2 separate regions of the Homo sapiens genome follow, and region 2 is linked to region 1. A link is an interaction called in ENCODE POLR2A ChIA-PET data of the cell type or tissue named here. Cell type or tissue: A673. All regions are shown on one strand. Each heading gives the region's core, and the rest is flanking DNA. Links, peaks and the distances in the headings are about the cores only.

What was found. ChIA-PET counts read pairs that join two places held together with the same protein. Peaks named below come from ENCODE experiments on the same cell type or tissue, not always from the same donor. Only the 100,000 strongest peaks of a DNase experiment are listed, where the experiment ranks them.
Region 2: POLR2A ChIA-PET joins it to region 1 with 10 read pairs; 2 of 35 experiments call an interaction of 5 or more read pairs at or near these places.

Annotation. Positions count from the first base shown.
Region 1 is chr22:45,158,770-45,161,682 of GRCh38, reverse strand. All of the region lies in intron 1 of NUP50-DT (NUP50 divergent transcript), which reads left to right. Among named protein-coding and RNA genes, the nearest start is that of NUP50-DT, 3.6 kb to the left of the region's middle. RefSeq lists a silencer at 1,681-1,975. In A673, for the core only: CTCF peaks have their summits at 1,594 and 1,794; a DNase peak (open chromatin) is centred at 1,842; H3K4me3 peaks cover 816 bases; H3K27ac peaks cover 1,298 bases.
Region 2 is chr22:44,841,317-44,844,229 of GRCh38, reverse strand. All of the region lies in intron 10 of PRR5-ARHGAP8 (PRR5-ARHGAP8 readthrough), which reads right to left. The region is part of intron 7 of ARHGAP8 (Rho GTPase activating protein 8); the gene reads right to left. Among named protein-coding and RNA genes, the nearest start is that of ARHGAP8, 90 kb to the right of the region's middle. RefSeq lists an enhancer at 1,694-2,391. In A673, for the core only: no CTCF peak of the experiment used is centred there; no DNase peak of the experiment used is centred there.

The DNA of each region.
Region 1 (2,913 bases), core at 317-2,816:
AAAAAAAAAAAAAAAAAAAAACAAAGGGCAGCTCAACAGCAACACAGGTATATGGCAAAAACCTACAGAGATGGGGGATCAGCTTAATGCCAGAGCCCACTGCTGCTTACAGGCTGGGGTACTTATAGGGCAGGAGGGGAATGGGCAGTATGGCTTGCCATGTGAATATACTTACCAGTATATCTATCCATAAAACGTTCTATGATCAGGCAGTTTGGCCCTTGTTCCCTCAGAAAGTGACAGTGATGTTCCTTGCACCTTTGCTGAGCAAGGTTTGATAGGGATGTTCCTTCAATTGGGCCTTTACCCAACAGGGTTTGGTAAGAAAGTTGGGCAGGAAATTTCTCACGGCCTGAACCCCCGTGGAATGTTTCGCTTTGACCAGTGTCTGCGAAATGGCGGGGGGCTTAGAAAATGGTGCAGTTTGGCAGGGCGTGGTGGCTCACGCCTGTAATCCCAGCACTTTGGGAGGCTGAGGCGGGTGGATCACAAGGTCAAGAGATCGAGACCATCCTGGCCAACATGGTGAAACCCTATCTCTACTAAAAATACAAAAAATTAGCCGGGCGTGGTAGCGGGTGCCTGTAGTCCCAGCTACTCAGGAGGCTGAGGCAGGAGAATGGCGTGAACCCAGGAGGCGGAGCTTGCAGTGAGCTGAGATTGCCCCACTGCACTCCCGCCTGGGCAACAGAGCGAGACTCCATCTCAAAAAAAAAAAAAAAAGAAAGAAAGAAAATGGTGCAGTTTGGACTAACAGATACAGCGACATCAAAATGTTTCCTGGGTCTGTTAAGTCCTGGGTTTGTTTAGTGAACGTTATTAATCTGTTCCTGTAACCCTAAACATCTTGTGACTACTAAGAATGCAGCCAACAGGTCTCTGCCTGATTTTACCTACTGCCTCTTCAAGATGGAATTGCTCTGGTTCCAATGCCTCTGACAAACTGGCTGCTTGATCTCTAGGTTGTGACCATGTCAGGGATAGAGGCAGCTTAGGTAGAGGTAGACTTTCTTGTACTCAACATTGAATTGTGGCTTAGTTAAAATCAGAACTTTCATTCTTGGAATAATACAGTATTGTAAGGGTAAGCCAAATGATTAACACATTTACTTAATTACACATTGTAGCATTGAAATAACTGATGCCTTTCTAATGCAAATAAAAAAGATTTATGTATATGATAGCACTGTAGCTGTCTTGCGCCTTACTGGATGGATTTCATTGCTGGCTAAAATGACAACTTTAAACTGGCTATAACTCAGAAGAATGGAGGCACTTTGCACGCAGACATCTACCTCCATTGAATTTGGCTACTTCCTTTTAATGAAGCTCAAGTCTCATGTTATGAAATACTCCTCCAAAGGTGTTAGCCCTTTTTTCCTATACTCTGCCTTTCAAAAATCCCTTTCAATTTGCTTAACCCCTGAGAGCCAAAGGACTGTGATGGTTGTTAGGCTGGGTCATTGTCATCATGTTCAGTAAATAAATACCCAGACATGTCAGTTTACCTACTTTACCTGATTCCAAATGAGTCCATGGTGATGTGATCCTGCCTTTCTTTCTGCTGTTAGAGGTCCATGCCAGGAGCCAGCTTTGTATCAGTTTTGCCACAGTGATCAGGTCATAAATGTCTCAGATCATTCAAGCCCAGTTTAACCTAGCAAAGAAAATGGCAAGATAATATTGCTGTGTTCTAGCTGTGTTCTGGCCTTCATTTTAGGTAGGCTTAAACCTCGACCTGGAGTCATTCCTGTTACGATTTACCAGAAAACACCCAACAGGAAGCCTACAGAACTACACTTTGCTCCTAATGTTAAGGAATGAAAACAGGAAATGTTCTGTTATCTGCCTGGCAGTGGGGCTTTGGAGTTAATCTCCTGGCCGTATCACTTACCAGCTTGGCAGCCTTGGACAAACTGAGCTCTGAGCTCAAGTTTCCTCATCTGTAAAGCGAGGGTGTATTATGTACCTTCATTTGGTTGTACAGATTAAGTGTGAACACTTAGGTAAAGCACACAGTATGGGGCTGAGTAAATGGACTGTTAAATAAGACAGTATCACTTGTTTTTAAGTTCCTTGGAGCTTTCTCCCCTAAACAGCTCAAAAGATTTTCATTTTTTTCTAATGCTAATATTTTTCTAATTCTTGTTTTAAAATATTTTACTGTAAAATATTTTGGCCAGGTGTAGTGGCTCACACCTGTAATCCCAACACTTTGGGAGACCAAGGCAGGAGGATTGCTTGAGCCCAGGAGTTGGAGACCAGACTGAGCAACATAATGAGACCTCGTCTCGTCAAAAAACAAAAATGGAAAATTTTTAAAAAACAGGCCGGGCATGGTGGCTCACGCCTGTAATCCCAGCACTTTGGGAGGCCAACGTAGGCAGATCGCTTGACCCCAGGAGTTTGAGACCAGCCTTGGCAACATGGCAAAACCCTATCTCTACGAAAACTGTTTAAATTAGCTGGGCGTGGTGGCACGTGGTGGTTCTAGCTACTTGGGAGGGCTGACGTGGGAGGATTGCTTAACCCCGAGAGGTCGAGGTTGTAGTGAGCTGTGATTGCACCACTGCACTCCAGCCTGGGCGACAGAGCAAGACCTTGTTTCAACACAAGTAAAATATTTGTGAAATGGGAATTCAGTTTCATTTTTTTTTTAACTGATCAAAAATATAACTTTCACCCCCACTGAGGCTTAAAAGAACAAAAACAAAAAAGTGTGACTGACATTCGGCGGTTTTGGCTTCTAGACCGCCACTAATATTGAGCTGAGTTCCTGTAACTCTGGCTAAAAGCAAAGAGCTGTGTTTTAGCCAGAGCAGTTTTATTATGAGTTAGATTTATGATTTCCAGTAGGCTTTTTGAAATGTTGGCCAGAGGTCAGGGACTCCCTGTCCCCATTCATAGATTCTA
Region 2 (2,913 bases), core at 261-2,760, 320 kb after region 1:
GGGAGGCCAAAGTGGACAGACCACGAGGTCAGGAGTTCAAGCCTAGCCTGGCCAACATGGTGAAACCCCGTCTCTACTAAAAATGCAAAAATTAGCCAGGCGTGGTGATGCATGCCTGTAATCCCAGCTACTCTGGAGGCTGAGGCAGGAGAATCACTTGAACCCAGGAGGCGGAAGTTGCAGGGAGCCAAGATCGCACCACTGCACTCCAAGTGTGGATGACAGAGCAAGACTTCAACTCTCTCCCTCTTCTCTCTATGTATATATGCTGTATCTTTTTATTTGTAGTGACCCTAGTTTTACATTATACATATTTAATGTAATACAGTCTATTTCAAATGATATTATACCATTCTACTTATAGTATAAGTCTCATATCCCATCCTTTTTTTTTTTTTTTTTTTTGAGACAAGGTCTTACCCTGTTGCCCAGGTTGGAGTACAGCGGTGTGATCTTGGCTAGCTGCAGCCTTGACCTCCTGGGCTCAAGCAATACTTTCACCTTAGCCTCCCAAGTAGCTGGGGCTACAGGCATGTGCCACCATGCCATGCCAGTTAATTTTTTGTAGAGACAGGGTTTTGTCATGTTGTCCAGGCTGGTCTTGAACTCCTGAGCTCAAGCAATCCACCTGCCTTGGCCTCCCAAAGTCCTGGGATTACAGGCATGAGCCACTGGGCCAGGCCTGTCTTTATAATATAATACATTATCCAGTACTCTAACATGTTTTAAGCCTCATACTACTTTATTATTTTTATTTAAACAGTCAATCTACTTTCAAAGATATTCTTAAAAATGAGAAAATCTATTTATTTTCTATTTACACATATTTGCCATTTTCAGCATGCTTCATTCCTTTGTGAGGATCCCAATTTCTATTTGGCATTCTATTTCTTTGTTCTGCAGAGCTTCCCTTAACATTTCTTATAGTGTAGTTCTGCTGAAAATACATTCTCTCAGCTTTGGTTTATCTGAAAGAGTTTTTACTGGGCATTTATTTCTGAAATACACAGCTTTACCGCTTGCAAAATGCATTGTTTCACTGGAAATAATGTGGTGGGCAAGGCAGGCTACTGTTACCCACTTCATGGATAAGGAAAAGGGGTCCAGAGAGAGAAAGGCTTCCGTGCCTGTCCACAGCTGGCCTCGTGAGGGGTTTACATTCCAACTGCCCACCTCTGGATGCAGGGTCCTCTCCCTGATCCTTAGAGTCCACAGGTCATCAACAACGTAAACCTTCACCAAGATGAAAATGAAAACGTAGCCCATGGCATACATTCTCATCAAAACAGAACACAATGCTGGACACACACAAAGACAAACACAGGCCCACCTGGGGTCAAAGTATTCGACTGGGTCTCCCTGGCCTTGCTGGGGCTGACTGTGATGTGAGCCTTTGCACTGAGACAACTCTAAGATGCTGCTTTTCTCTCTTGTTGCAAGAGAGCTCCTGGCGTCCCCCAGGCCCTGCCAACCTCCTGATGCTCAGCCCTGGCTCTGAGGGTCTATGTCACCCCTGGTGGCCCCCAAGGAAGCCAGGCTGGGCTCCTGCCTGCCAGTGCCAGCTGGCCCTCACCTCCAGCTGACGCATCAGCTATGTTTGCACATTGCACGTGAGTGAGTGTTAGGATGAGGGACTTTCCTCTCGCCACCAGCCCCACCTGCCTGAGCCACTGAGGTCTGCCTGTGACCCCCGGCTTCAGGCTCTACAAAGCACGTGACCTTTCTGGAGGGTGATTCCACGACAACCAAAAACCTTACAAACAGTCACACTGTTTGATCCAGTGAATCTATGTCTAGGAATTCATCCCAAGGAAATGACTGGGGATGTGTATGCAAGACCTGTGCTGTTTTTGTTTGTTTGTTTGTTTGTTTTGAGATGGAGTCTCGCTCTGTCCCCCAGGCTGGAGTGCAGTGGCGCAATCTCTGCTCACTGCAACCTCCACCTCCTGAGTTGAAGCAATTCTCCTGCCTCAGCCTCCCGAGTAGCTGGGACTACAGGCACGCACCACCATGCCCAGCTAATTTTTGTATTTTTAGTAGAGACGGGGTTTCACCATGTTGGCCAGGATGATCTCTATCTCTTGACCATGTGATCCGCCCGCCCCAGCCTCCCAAAGTGCTGGGATTATAGGCATGAGCCACTGCGCTAAGCCTGTGCCTGGTTTTAACCCTTCAAATCAAGTGTCCAACACAGGGCCTGAGACCCAGCAAACAGTACATACTTGGGGGAGGATGAGAAGCAGATTTTGGCAGTGCTCCCCGCACCTGGTGCTGATCAGGAGCCACACGGGAGTAGACTGTGGTGCCGTCAACAAGCGTCCCCTTCCTCTCTGTGTCACCTTCATTTCCTGGAGGGCAGTCACCTCCCTGCCCCACTGACTCTGGGCTGGGCCATGTGCCCTGCTGTGGGACGTGAGCAGACACAACATATACCACGTCCAAGGAGACAGCGTAGTTTGGCGTGGCCACTCTTATTCCAGTCCCCACCCTGAGAATGGCATGTCAAGAGGCTACTTCTTCAGCCCGGTACCAAAATGCAGGTACATGGAGGTGGGCCGAGCCCCTGCTGGCCTGTCTACCTCCCAACCTTAGCGAGAAAGAAACATGTTGCAGCCCAGTGAGACTGTTATGCAGCATAATTAGCAAAAGCTGACTGGTGTGCACAGGAAGAGAGATACCCTGAGCGCAGTCCGGTACCGCAGAGGAGGCATTTTAGGGATACCCCAAAAAGGAAGTTGGATTTGGCCACGTGGAGCTAGGAGTGCACTTGGAAGGCAGGGAGCAGGCGTGAGAGCTACTCGACACCTCTGCTTCTACTTCCTCTCCTGTCACATGGGCGGGATACTAGCACCTGCCTCCCAGGGTGGGCAGGCGGGTGAGAATTAAATGAGAATGGACCCCAGCACGCAGAAA